Regions from separate parts of the Homo sapiens genome. Here all the other regions are linked to region 2. A link is a contact called in ENCODE Hi-C or POLR2A ChIA-PET data. All regions are on one chromosome and are shown on one strand. The core of a region is the stretch at or near the end of the contact, and the rest is flanking DNA. Distances in the headings are between cores, read along the strand shown.

Region 1 (4,516 bases), core at 1,022-3,521, 6.3 Mb after region 2:
TTACTTCAGAACTTTAGCCATGAGATAAATACAAATTCCCCAGCTTGCAAAAAAAAAAAAAAAAAAAAAAAAAAAAACAAGAAAACAAAGAAAAAGAAAAATAGGTTAGATCCAAACAGTGGTTTTTAATTTCAGTACAAAAGTAAAAGCAGATTTAAAGCAGGCAGAAAATATAGAGAAGAAGAGAACTTAGGAACTCTATAGTGTACAGGTTGACCTTAGGGCTCTTTTCCTTAATGTAAATGTGCACAAGGATCATTATATTTCCATTTTACATAAGCTCTGGCAAGTAGACGCACCATAAAACCAACAGAGTGCCCGAAATGAGGTCATTCTCCTTGTTTTCTCCTCATTCTTAGATCATTTGTTTCCCACCTTTTTTTTTCTTAGAAGTAGGAACTGAGCTGTGGCCTAGGGTTTTTGTGTGGTGGATCAATGTGTGCTGCTTGTGGGCAGGACCCCACCATGTGTCACCACTGAGTTGTTTCCACCCTGTTACATGTCTCAGTTTCTCTCTCCAGAGGTCTATTACCTTTGAGAGGGCTCAAAATGATGGGTGATCAGTCCTTATATGCATTCCTGGACAAGCCATTTTTAAAATTAATTTTTGTTGGGGATTTCCCCATAGGGCTGCTGCATGTCACAGGATGTCAACCCCCCCCCAGACACTCCCACAAGGCCCCCAGTCACCCAGGAGCACGTTTTGGCTGGGAGGAGCAAATGCCTTTCTCTTTGGAGTTGAGAAAACTCAGTCTCTCATTTACCTATGAAAACAACAGTTCAATTCCTCACACAAATGCGCAGACAAGCCGAATCAAGATTAATTTTGGGAGAAAAAGCAATAAAGAAAACCCTTTAGAATGTGTCTCTGAACTAGAATTAGAATCCTTAAACAACAACTTCCTAGGAGAAAAACCAGCTCACACTAAACGAAGGACTGTCAACCAAAGGGCGATCTGGGGCTCAGGAGAACTTAACCAGTTCCATCGGGGGAGAAGCTAGAAGTCTGGGAGGCTTCAATGGGCCCCACTGGTATCTTCGCTCCGAGTTCAGGCAACTCCTTTGGGGTCCTGAGTCTTCTCTGAGGCCCCACGCTGGGTGCCAAATTATTGTGGAAGAGTCAAACTCTGTAAAATATTTGAAGAGATTTATTGTGAGCCAAATATGAGTGACCACAGCCAGTGACACAGCCTTCAGGAGGTCTTGAGAACATGTGCCCAAGGAGGTCGGGGTGCAGCTTGGTTTAATACATTCTGAGGAGGCATGAGACTTCAAGTTAAGTTCATTTAAGAAATAAATTTGTTTGATCCAGAAAGGCAGGAAAACTCAAAGAGGGGGAGGGTGGTTCTAGGGTATAGGTCAACTTAAACATTTTCTGGTTGACAATTGGTTGAGTTTGTCCAAAGACCTGGGATTAAAGAAAGGAATGTCTGGGTTAAGAGGTTGTGGAGACCAATGTGTTTTATCACGCAGATGAAGTATTCGGATAGGGTAGCAGGCTTCAGAGAGAAGAGGCTGTAAAATGTTTCTTATCAGACTTAAAGTCTGTGTTGATGTTAATGCAGGAGAGGGATAATGAGGCATGTTCGGCCTCCACTTCCCCTTATGGCCTGAACCAGTTTTTCAGGTTAAATTCTAAAAGTCCTGGCTGAGGAAGAAGTCCATTCGGATGATTTGGTGGTTGGGAACGGGGAGGTGCCTTATCATTTATTTTTTGGTTTAAAATATAATGATATATTTTACCAAGTCTTGTGAACCATCAGGCCTCCCTCAGGCCCGGACTGGGAATTGCCAATTTCGTTAGGTGTGACCGTAATACTATGAGAATGTTTAAAAAAATAGGCCTTACTGATTAAACATACTCGAGTATTTAAAGGAGAATTTATCCACTGGGATGCTTTAAAATTACTCTGGGAAAAAAGGGAAAACGAAAGGCATGTGTGGGGTGAAGCACAGACTTGTCGTTGTTGTTTTTAAAGCAAAAGGCGGGTCCCAAGGGAAGTTGGCTGTCGGTGGGTTCCCGTTCTCCGTACCTTTCTACCTTGACAGCTCCATAATAAAACCTGCAGCCGCATAGGCGCCTCTCCCGTAGCGCTCCCGCGGGGGCGCCAGTGGGGCCCCAGCTGCGAGGAGGGCCCGGGCTCGCGAGACTCGGTCCCCCACTTCCGTCCCCGCGATCCCCGGCTCCCAGCCCCCCGGGCCCCCGGCGGGGCTCTGCGCTGCCGGAGCTTGGGCGTCTGCTGCTGTCCCGGAGCGCCAAGTCGTCCGAGGTCCGGCCGCCCGGCCGGGGCGGGGCCAGGGAGGCCCGGCCTTCCCGCTTCCTGCCTGAGCCGCAGGCCCGCCCCTGCGTCCTCCGCCCGCCTCTTTCCCGCCGCCGCCTGGGAGGGGACCCGGTAAGCGCGGCCCTGTTCCGGGCGGGGTTGGGGCGGAAGGTGGGGTCAGCTGGGGCCCAAGGGGGGTCGGGGAGGCGCGCGGGAGAGGGCGCCCGGGAGTGGGTGCGCGGGAGGCGAGTGAGCCGGGCGCCGGGCCCTGGGGGCTCGGCGGGAGGGGGAGTCAGGTGGGGACCGGGATTTGGGGGACTCGGTGGGGGAAAGGCGCGCGGGAGATGAGGTAAACACGAGGGGTCGGAGGGGCGGCCTGGGGCGGGGTGGGGCCATGCCTGGGGTAGGCCACGCCTCGGGGAGGCCGGGAGAGAACCCAGGCGCTGGGGGTCGCGGGGGAGCCGGCCGGTCCTACCCTTAGGTGTCTGAGGCCGCTCCCCACACCGCTGCGGTGTGCATTCAGCGGCCCTGTCTCCTCCTTCCTGGCCTGCTCAGGGCACGGCTCCTGGTTGGATGTCACACGCGTGACTCCTGCAGCGCCCGCGCGCAGGGACCCCTCGCTGCCTCAGCCAGACCTCCCGCCAGCCTCTACCACAGGCTCAGCCCACTGTCCTGGGTGGGCTCGGTGCAAACCTCTGGTGAAGAAAACCTCCTGGGGGTGCCCAGCCGGGAGTCTGTCTCAGAGTCCCACACTCTCTCCATCCAGGAGAGCCGGTGGGATAGGTCTCTTTAAAATCCCGTTATTTATTTGTTTATTTTTTCCTCTTTCTTCCAGTTTTTTCCATATGACTTTAGTGATCAAATCCCACTTTTTTTTAGAAGGCTTTTTTTACACCAGTGGTTTTCAAACTGTGGTCCCAGGACCAGCAGCACTGCCTTTCCTGAGATCTGCTAGAAATGCGGGTTCCCCAGCCCCACCCTGACCTTCTAAATCCTAAACCTTGGGGGTGGGTCCCCATACTTGTCTTTAGCAGGTCCTCCTCGTGGTTCTGACCATTGATCTGAAACCTTAGGGCTTTGAGGAGTCTGAACTGGGGTTGAGGATGGGCCAGGTGCCCTGTGATGATAATGCATGACTCCATTTAATCTTCACAGCCCTACACAGTAGGTAGTATTACCCCATTTCACAGATTAGGCAACAGAGGTACAGAAAGTTTAATTTTTCCAAGGTCACAGACCTAGAAAGGGGAGGAGCTGGGATTCCAACCTTGGGTTCCGGCTCCAGAACATTCCCACTGAGGCGAGGTCCCCTGTGAAGGTGGGGAGGGGTGAAGCCCAGAGGTCCTGGCGGCCTCCCTGCCAGGCAGAAACCATTAGTTCCAGAATCACGACCAGCCAGGTGCGTGGTCAGCAGTGGCCCTGCCTGCCTGCCTTTGGGCGAGCCCTGGTCTGTGTGAGCTGCTGGGTCCAGGTCCCCGGGCAGGATGTGTTCGCACTGGGGTGCTGACGGGGCGCCTAGAGGCCTGGGTCCAAGGCCAACCTCACAGGGTGACACAGGGATGCTTCTGGGTGACAGAGTGTCCGTTTCCTCCTCAGTCTGATGGGGGCGGATACCCCCCAACCCCATGCTGGCAGCTGGGAGGGTGGGCAGCCTCACAGACTCAGGCGTGGCTCTGAACTGTGGCCCCAGGTGGTCCACAACCTGTCCTGCCCAGCCTAGCCCCTTTCAAGGCACAAGGGTCTCTGACCACTGCCCCATAGCAGGGTTTCTCGGCCTCCACACTACTGACATTTGGGGTGGGGCAGTTCTTTGTTTTGGGGGGCTGTCCTGTATCACCCCCTGTCGGGACAACCAAAACCATGTGCAGACATTGCCCAATGTCCTCTGTGGGGACCTTGGAGGCAATGCCTCCACTGGCATCTTCTGGCATCTTGGCTCCTCCCTGGGGCTCTGGGATTAGAGGTTTCCTGGCCCACAGCCCACTTTCCCACAGGAGCCTCCTCCAGCCTGTGCTTGGTTGTTCATCTGCACGAGCTGTCAGTGACACAGGGACATTGGAGCATGTTCTCCTTGCAAACACTCCAACATTCAGGTGGAGCTGAGGGGCCTTTGGCCATGTCCACAGCTGGGAGATCCCCCACCCTGCAAGGGGCACAGAGCAGGTGTGGTGCTGACACCAGCTGGGCCCTGCTCCCGGGTCACCCTGGCCAGGCCTTCCTCTGGCACCATGTGCAGGCACAGTGAGGGTGGACCA
Region 2 (4,555 bases), core at 1,852-4,351:
GTGGGTTACTTGTTACTGAAAGCTTCTTAGCTTGGTGGCAGGGGGTTGGGGGTGGGGGATACAGTCTGATGTTCTGATTAAGTCTAAGTCAAACACTGTGTTCCTGAATCTCAGGAGGGCAGCACTCTCGGTTCTGTTGACCACTCCCGACTGCAGTTTTGGGCTCAGGGCCCCTCCTCCAGGCATAAGATTCTCTCCCACTTCTCATCTACCCCCTGAATGTTCACCAATGGGGCCAACAGAGATACCCTTCTCCCCAGAGATTAAAGCTTTTTTCCATAGAAGAGGCAGAGGGGAAGAATCACAGCAGTTTCTTGACCCTCTTAAAAGTTCTGTTGCTGTTCCTCTCCCTCTCAATCTGCACAGCAGACTCACCCAGGGTTCTTTCCAGTCTTTTCTAGTAGACCCAGGGAGGTTTGTGGATAAGAGTTTGCAAGATTGTGCATTCAGCTTTCATCATGCTTTTTGTCCAGTTGTGTCTGAAGACGGTAAACAGAAATTGACATCTACTCTCTGTAAGCACTGTCTCTCAAATTTTCAGCCAGTGGTTTTGCTCTGTGGACTCAGCTCTTTAATAGATTTCAAAAAAGTCATGAATTTGTAGTGTAGGTCTTTTTTTGTTGCAGAAGTGAGAGCAAAGCTTCTTTTTTTGTCTCAGGGCCAAAGCCAGAGGTAGTTACATTATTTATAAACTAAAGATAGCAAAGAAGGTGTTACTAATTATTTTTTATAAAAAGGGAGCCTTTATTGGGTCTAATAAAGTTGAGAAACACTGACTCAAGGAACTCTTTCAAAATATTAATAACTCCCCTTTAACTACTGCCATGTTTTACAGTGAACATTTAGGCCAAAACCTATTTGTAGCAACCAAATTTGTGCTGCAGTTTATCTGCACAGCCTTGTTTCAATTACTAATTTAAAGTACCTCAATCAGAAGCAGGGGAAAGGTATGTGTAGCAGAAACCTCATATTCACCTGTGTAAACAGAACTGGTTGAGGAATGAAGCCAAATTAGTTAAAACACATCTTTTCAATTTCAACCCTAATTTGGGACCTATTGAGAACCGGACTCCACTATCAACCTTTTAACAAATTTAATAAAGCCAGTATTGTTACAGTCCACCTGGGCAAGGCAACCATCTTCTATTTATTTGTGGATAAAGTTAAATTATTCCAAACAATTCATTCACTTATTAATATTTTATTTTTTAGCTTAAGTATTTTGTTTACAACTAAGCTTGTTAACAATATATAACATTAATATATTTTAGACTATTTATTACTACCACTTTAGAAAAAGAGGAATATTCATTGCCTCTCAGTGGAATACAAATGCTGATATTTTCCATGAACTGAACTCTAGCCTTAAGGTTCTTTACATTCTTATTTCTTAATAATCCTCTGACTCCTCTTTTCCTCCCTTAATATGTTCTACTTCCTGTTTTCAAACAAGGAGTATAATGTAATAATTTCTACACAAGGACGTGTGTTGCCTGAATGCATTGTGATACTAACAGCACAAGCCAAGTCTGAGATATAGTAGCTTAAAAAGCGTTTCACATTACACAAAATGTGAACAAGGTTTTACGTTATATGATAGATAAGCCAATAAAGTACTTTCCAAAAATCAAAGAACTGTGTTCTGGATACCGAATTTCTGACAAGTGGTTTCTATAAATTTATTTTTTTAAGGCAAATTCTGTTTCATACTCCCATAAACTCAAAGTACTGGTAATATATTATAAAACCTTATCACTGTAATTTTCCCTGCAGGCAGTAGTTTCAAACCTAGAAACCTATCAAGTCCATAAACTGAGAAAGAAAATATAGTAAGAAAGAATTACTGGGGGCAGGTTCTGAACTTCTACTTTTTTCCCCAAGACACTGTATTACAAAAGGCTCAACATAACTGTACACTATAAAGCCCTTCATAGAGGACGCAACAGCATCAGGTACAGAACCTCCTTTTTGAGGGAAATCAGAATAACGTAAAAGGGAAAAGCAGAGGGAAAATGAGAAATAATTACTTTGGGAGACCACCGCCACATTAGGGTGAAATCTTTACTTTTTTCCCCCCTCTAAGCAACGGACACAGGAAACAATCTTAAGACAAACGTGGTTAACGGAACACGCTACAAAAGGAGAAAATTTAAGGGAAGGCACTCTTAAACATAGTTAAGTATCAAGTGATTAACAGCCACTTCACTGAGCGTCTAAGTCCTACTTTACCCACTCCAAAGGCCACATTCAAAGATAAAATCACAGCAGCGGAGGAAAGGCCACGTGAATAAGCTGCCTTGCAGGAAGGAAAAGCCTTAGGGGAGAAAATGATTTTAGAAAAAGTACTGGAGAACAGACGACGCGGATGCTCATTTCCTAACAAAACGAAACAAAGCAAAGAAAGTCAGTCTGCAGGACTTGTTCGGAAGGAGGGTCGCTGACCCAAGGAAACAAGAGTTGCCGGCATCCAGCAGGAAGGGTGCTCAGACTAGGAGACTGGAAGGGAATCCCGAGGGCGGAACCCACAAGGGAATGAAGAGCCTGTGGGGTAAGGATATGTTAAGGCGAGTGGAGGAGCGTACTAGGTATAAAACAAGCAAAAAAAAGGGGTGGGGCTGGACAGGGCAGCGCCCTGAGCTAATGTCACTCAAAGCCGGGGGGGCGTCCAACGAAAGGAACCAGACCAGCAGCCTGGGGGAAGGGTAATCTGCTTCCTTAGCAGCTGCAGGCTGCAGCAGCCAAGACCACCCCGTTTTCCCTGCCCTGAGCCCCACAAAGTCCCCACGGCGTGGGAAGGGAGTAAGGCAGAGCCCCAGAGCCCAGTGCCCGGAGTCGGCTTTACCTTCGCGGGAGGCTGGAGAGGCTCCAGCCCTAGCTCCTCCCGCCGCCGGCTCAGCTTCCAGAGTGGGATGAGGCGCCCTCCGGCCTCCTCACCCTCACCACTTCCCCTTTCCCCCGCCGGGGCCCTGCAGCTCCGCTGCCGCGGGTTCCTGGTGCCGCCGCGGCGCTGCCTCCCCGCCCCCTCCGCCTCCTCCCTCTGCCTCTCAGAGTTTCACTCTGGAGGCCGCCATCTTCGCTCAGGCTTTGAGCGAGCGCGCTCTAATACGCCTGCGTCGCCACCGCCCAGGCTGTCACGAGACCCAGTCAGCTGATTTCAACTCTTCCGTCTTCTGCCCCGCCCTCCCCGTCCTCCCCGTCCCGATCGTTCTTTCCCTGAAATTCTGCTTTCCTCCGGCCAGCCCCCAGCAGCTACACATGCGCAGAGTAACGACACCGGCCGTGGGATTTGGATTCCACGCAGCGCGTCAGGGGGCTGGCGCCTCGGTGGGTGCTGAAAAGGACACGCCCCTGGGCGCGCGCGGGTGCCCATGACCACGCCCCTCCGGCGGGTGCCCATGACCACGCCCCTCCGGCGTGTGCCTTAGGGCCGCGCCCCTCCGCTTATGTCCTGCGGAGAGTAGGGTCGCAACCCGGTACTTAAGCTTTAAGTCCGAGGAAATCTTGTTTTAAATCACCTCTTTTTAGCTCTTGCCGTCAAGTGCCATGGAGCATCTGCGAGGCAGTCTGAAGCCTCAGCCTATCTCCTGGTTTGGCTGGATTGGGAGCCAGCAGGTTCATTTACTATTGAGACGTCCTGAACGACAGCAGAGCAGGGTTTAAGTTATGGATGCTCTGGAAGGTCTCAGAGACCAAATTCTCAGAGACGCCTAAGGCATTTGCAGGTGGGAATGCTGGAAAGATAGTTCTGGTAGCCCCATTTATTGTGTCCGGATCAAGTGTTTAGAAGTTTACTTAAAGCTGCTTAATCTTCAACTCTCTGAGATACGAATCATCCTCGTTTTGCAGATAAGTTGAGGCCCAGCCTCAGAGTAGTGGATTTCATGTTTGCACCCAAGTAATTTGAACCCAGAACCTGTGCCCTCTAGATAACCATCTTCCTGAACCTCACCTGAGAGGGAAGTCAGGGCAGTGAAAAGAGGGGATATTGGGACTAAAGGATTCGGCTAGAAATTATGTGTTATCTGTGGGCAATGGTTTAAATAAGAAAGGTCAATGTCCACTCCCAGATCTGAGCCGTAAAGACCACAGTTTAAAAATTAGTGATTAAAAAAAAAATAGTGATTCTGCTGCAGACTTCAGAGTAGAGGCAGTGTAGGGTGACCTGCATGGATACATTATTGTATAAGGGTTAAAGGTCTCTGATAAGGAGTTGAATACTCATTCTTCATGGCAGTCCTGAAATTGTGATTTCTTGGCGTCCCCTTCAGCAAGTTGGCTCATTTTATAGACAGCGATTGCAGGATGAAAAAATGTGGAAAAATGGTTTTTACAGACTTTACCTCTTGATTCTATTAACCCTTTGCCCTACCTTAGGGCGGAAAAAGACTATTTGTGTTTATCCTTAGACTTTTCTGTAATGCAGCAGTAAGATAAGGTGCATGTAAGGGAAGGTACTAGGAATAGCTGGGTGTGGGAAGACAGAACCCGAAATAGAGTAGGAAGGGAGGAGGAGGAAAAAGAAACAGGAGGGCTGTGTTAAGGGGCCTTATTGGCT
Region 3 (4,517 bases), core at 508-3,007, 7.0 Mb before region 2:
GTTCCACTATTCAAGCAAATTAGGTATAGTTCATATAATTTTTTCAACTCAGGATCCTCAGTCACTCCATAGAGTAAGCAAAGTATGCAATTACTAGAATTATTAGTCTCAATTTACATAAGATCACACTGCTGGCACTAAACTCCAGTTCCAGACTCTTTTTTCCACTATTGAATGCCACAGAAACATAAAAAAAAAAAAAATGGAAGGATCTTTAGAAACCATGTAGCTGGATTTTTTTTAAGATGATGAAAACTGAGGCCCATGAAGAGAGTCACATTAGCTCAAGGCTCCTACTAAAGCCAAATAATTTCGTGCAAAATCATCTCCCTCTGATTATCATTATCTACACACACAAATACATAATTTTTCTTTTTGCCTTTCTGAAAATCTGGAGGTCTGAAAAGACTTTAAGATTTCTCTCAAGTTAAAAATACACGTTTGTACGTGTAACCAGAGGGCAAGTTTTCTATGGTCCACATGTTTTCTTAAAAAAAAAAAAAAAAAGGAAATACAGGAGATGTGCAGTGCGTGTGACAGGCAAATGTTCTCGAACTTTATTGTGTAGTGTAACCCCTATGGCACAGGCCCTTAGAATTCAGCCACATTAATGAAGAGATATTTTTATGTAGTAGAAAGAGCACAAACTTTGAGGTGTTTTGTTTTGAGACAGAGTCTTGCTCTGTTGCCCAGGCTGGAGTGCAGTGGCGCGATCTCAGCTCACTGCAACCTCCACCTCCTGGGTTCTAAGCGATTCTCCTGTCAGCCTCTGGAACAGCTTGGATTACAGGCGCCCGCCACCACGCCAGGCTAATTTTGTATTTTTAATAGAGACGGGGTTTCACCATGTTGGCCAGGCTGGTCTCGAACTCCTGACCTCAGGTGATCCACCCGTTTCGGCCTCCCAAAGTGCTGGGATTACAGGCGTGAGCCACCGCGCCCGGCCCAACTTTGAGGTTTTATCTGCCACTTACTATGCAGTCTTGGCTAGAACACTTAACTTCTTTGAGCCCGAGTTTCCTCATCATTAAATGGAGATAATTCAGGTTTGATGTGAAGATTTGAGAAGAAGGTATGTCTGACACACTGCCGAAGATCGATAAATATTTGTTGAATGAATAACACAGCCAGCCGAAGCTCAACAAAAGACACATACACAAACACACCCACACGGTTGGGTAGTTGCCGTCTCCCGGGGAGCTCCAGAAGTGTAAGCTCTCAGCCCTCCCTCTGACTTCAGAAGCCTGAAGCTACTAAGCCCGCAGCCCGGTGCGTCTCTTCGCAGCCTTAATCAGTGCCCGGGCAAAGGCCTGCAGAGAATTCTCTGGGCCTCGCACCAGGCCCCAAGAACACACTGGAGACTCGTTTCGCCTTCTCCCTCGCCGTTTCCCCCCTCCAGGGCCAGAGTCCGAGGAAGCCCGATAGCGGTTCTCGGCCTCCGAAACACAACTACAACACTGGGGAGCTTGCCCTGCAGTTAGCGTCCAGCGGGGATTAGGCACTTCGTTTTCCTCATCGTTTCAATCTCTATCTTCTGGTCGGGGTCCAAGCTCAGCGGCACCACGTCACGGCCCTTAGTGGTCTAGGCCACACCCCTCCTTCCCGACAGCCTCAAGTCCACTACCAGCGGTCTGGAAGGCCACGTTGCCTAGGAAACTGGGGCGGGGCTTGGGAAACGACGGCCCTGCGCGCAGTTTGCGCAGGCGCTCCGGCCCTGGCCTCTGACTATCGCGAGAATCGGCTCCCGGAAGTTCCACGTCAGTCAGTCTGACGGTCAGTGGATCGGTGGGTTTATCTCAAGGCCTGAGTAGCCGGTAACAAACGAGGGTTCCCGGGATTGGACCGACGCAGCCATGGTAGGTCCAGATCCCGTAGAAGGGAGCGGGGTCCCATAGGTTACGGCCGATTCCTGGAGCTTCTGGACTGAGGGCCGCGGTAAGCAGTGGTCTGGGCTCCCGCTGCGGCCGCCGCCTCAGGCCTTGCGGGGTCTTGGTCGTTTGATTCCAGGAAGGGAGAAGGCGGTGGGGCCTAGGGGACCGGGGTGATTTGGGGAGGCAAAGCCTGCTAGTGAGGGGTTTTGTCTCCCCTGGCGCTTGTGGCGCTTGCCAGAGCTCCTGCAGTCTGCAGCGGGATCGGTGGTGTAGGGAAACACAGAAGCCGAATGTGTTGAACTCCGTAGGAGGCTTTGGTAAAACTAAAGTTTGCCTTTAAAACGGTGGTAGTTAATCTACACTCCTGTTGGGCTTATTCTGGGGATAGTGTGTGCTGGCTACAAACTATAAACAAGCAAAGAAGCCAAAAACAAATGTATATGGAGTCAAAAATGGAATTTCAAATGCTTTGATATCTCAGCTGTTAGGTTTCTAAGGGGAGAAGAAGGGTTGGGAGGAAGGGGGTGCTGTTTATAACACTGGCTGGTGTGCTTTTATGCATTTGCAAATCCAGTGGCTGGTAAGAATAGTAATTGTTAGAGCACTTTGTTATTATCACCGTAACCCTAAAAAACGCCCTAGACTAGTTTGCACAAGAGTGTTATAATAATAAGGAAAGAAAACGATAGTATAAGAATATCTTCCGTCTCTATTGAAAATGCAAAAAAAAAAAAAAGAAATTAGCCGGGCGTGGTGGCGGGCCCCTGTAGTCCCAGCTACTCAGGAGGCTGAGGCAGGAGAATCGCTTGAACCCGGGAGGCAGAGGCTGCAGTGAGCCGAGGTCGCACCACTGCACTCCAGCCTGGGACAGAGCAAGACTCCGTCTCAAAAAAAAAAAAAAAAAAACTTGTTATGAAGCACAGAATCAAACATTTTGGAGCTTGAAGACGCTAGGGATTAAGTCCCTCATCTTAAGTTAAAAAATTTTTTTAAATTATGTTTCTACAAGGTTAATTGTGGCAAAGTTGGAACTAGGAAAAAGTTAGGAATACTCCCAGGGAAAATGCACAGAGAAACAAACATTTTTGCATAAAATTCAGTGCATTCATTCACAGACACCCCCCCCCACAATCCATGGACCTTCTTTTTTTTTTTAATTTGTTTTATAAAAAATATGGAACGCTTCACGGATTTGCGTGTCATACTTGCGCAGGGGCCACGCTAATCTCCTCTCTATGTGCTGCCGAAGCTAGCACTATCCGTGGACTTTCTTGGGCACCCAGGTTACAGTCCCTGAACAAGACCTCAAGCCTCTTAATTAGAGCACTTCGTATTACTAACTACCTGATGTAGTTTGGGTCTGCTGTGGTTGCAGTAATGGACGTTTTTGGAAAAGGCTCTTGGATCTGCCTAATTTCATTTTCTTTTGCCGTCTTTACATTTACCAGTGTATTTCTATAATGAAATATTGCCTTCATTCTTTATATATTTTAAATCCTTTGTGGAAAATACAAAACGTGAATTCATTCATTTGTACATTTACCATAGAATATTTAGTGTCTGCCATGCACTTTGCTAAACATGGCTGCCTAATTCTCACAGCAGCTGGGAGATAGAGTTATATGTTTGTGAAGTGGTTACTGTAGGTCAGGCACTGCTCTAACTGGCTAACTCTGAATTTAATTCTTACAGCACTAAGAGGTAGATAATAATAATATTCCTGTTTTACATAAGTCAAACTTGAAAGAGGTTAAGTAAATTTGCCCACTATTGCACATCTGAAATGAGTGGTGGAACTGAAATTTAAATCCATCATGGCTTTCTAGTCTTGTGTTATGGTATCTGTTCTTAAACCCCCATACTCAAATATATAAGGTGATCTGGAGATAAAGACATGTATAAGCAATGACCCTGGCTTTAAGGAGGATCTACTCTAGAAAGCAAGAAAAGATGTGTACACAAGTGTACCATGAACAGTTAAAATGAAATCCTATAGGATTCCCTAGGAAAGAATGCTTCAGGCTAGGGTAACTAGAAAGGTCTTACTGGTGGCAGTGGCATTTAAGCTGAGTCCTAAATGCATCCAGCTTTTGGAAGGTGGAGGGATATATTTAAAGTTGAGGATACAGTGTGAGCATCCTAATCATCTTTGTCCCAAAGTACCTAGTACATTGTCTTATTCAAAATAGTCACTTAACTGTTGGGAGAAATATTATCACAAGAACCCTTGCCTGTTCGTTCTTTCTTTCTTTTCTTTCTTTTCTTTTTCTTTTCTTTCCTTCCTTACTTCCTTCTTTCCTTCTTTCTTTCTTTCTTTCTTTCTTGACAGAATCTCACTCTGTCGCCCAGGCTGGAGTGCAGTGGTGCAATCGTGGCTCACTGCAACCTCCACCTCCCAGATTCAAGTGATTCTGCAGCCTCAGCCTGCCGAGTAGCTGGGACTGCAGGCGCGTGCCACCACGTCCAACTAATTTTTTTTTTTTTTTTTGTATTTTTAGTAGAGACGGGGTTTCACCATGTTGGCCAGGCTGGTCTCAAACTCCTGACTTCAGGTGATCCTCCCGCCTCAGCTTCCCAAAGTACTGAGATTACAGGCATGAGTCACCACGCCTGGCTGCCTGTTCTTTTTTAAACTGAGATTTGTGC

What was found. Hi-C counts contacts between places; a loop is a spot of excess contacts on that map. ChIA-PET counts read pairs that join two places held with the same protein, here RNA polymerase II (POLR2A). Pooled maps may share reads with other maps.
Region 1: a loop to region 2 is called in a map of naive thymus-derived CD4-positive, alpha-beta T cell, with 17 times the contacts of the local background. The contact joins the promoter of ALDH1L1-AS1 here to the promoter of DNAJC13 in region 2. A Hi-C loop is called at or near these places in 1 of 168 maps with a recorded cell type or tissue (naive thymus-derived CD4-positive, alpha-beta T cell) and 6 of 50 pooled maps. POLR2A ChIA-PET finds 5 or more read pairs at or near these places in 1 of 52 experiments (OCI-LY7).
Region 3: a pooled map shows a loop between it and region 2 (13-fold over the local background). The contact joins the promoter of COPB2 here to the promoter of DNAJC13 in region 2. A Hi-C loop is called at or near these places in 5 of 50 pooled maps.

The regions. Positions count from the first base shown.
Region 1 is chr3:126,081,970-126,086,485 of GRCh38, reverse strand. ALDH1L1-AS1 (ALDH1L1 antisense RNA 1) reads right to left here and starts at 2,271. Exons shown (of 8, transcript NR_190231.1): 1 at 2,034-2,271. It overlaps SLC41A3 (solute carrier family 41 member 3), which reads left to right and starts at 2,362. Exons shown (of 11, transcript NM_017836.4): 1 at 2,362-2,393. RefSeq lists silencers at 2,015-2,564, 2,605-2,714.
Region 2 is chr3:132,416,048-132,420,602 of GRCh38, reverse strand. It overlaps DNAJC13 (DnaJ heat shock protein family (Hsp40) member C13), which reads right to left and starts at 3,101. Exons shown (of 56, transcript NM_015268.4): 1 at 2,843-3,101. RefSeq lists enhancers at 2,237-2,772, 2,712-2,861 and silencers at 2,892-3,031, 3,312-3,411.
Region 3 is chr3:139,386,887-139,391,403 of GRCh38, reverse strand. It overlaps COPB2 (coat protein complex I subunit beta 2), which reads left to right and starts at 1,757. Exons shown (of 22, transcript NM_004766.3): 1 at 1,757-1,856. The coding sequence starts at 1,854. It overlaps COPB2-DT (COPB2 divergent transcript), which reads right to left and starts at 1,601. Exons shown (of 5, transcript NR_121609.1): 1 at 1,471-1,601. It also overlaps the pseudogene LOC124906339. RefSeq lists enhancers at 920-1,029, 909-1,471, 1,240-1,539, 1,472-2,033, 1,830-2,079.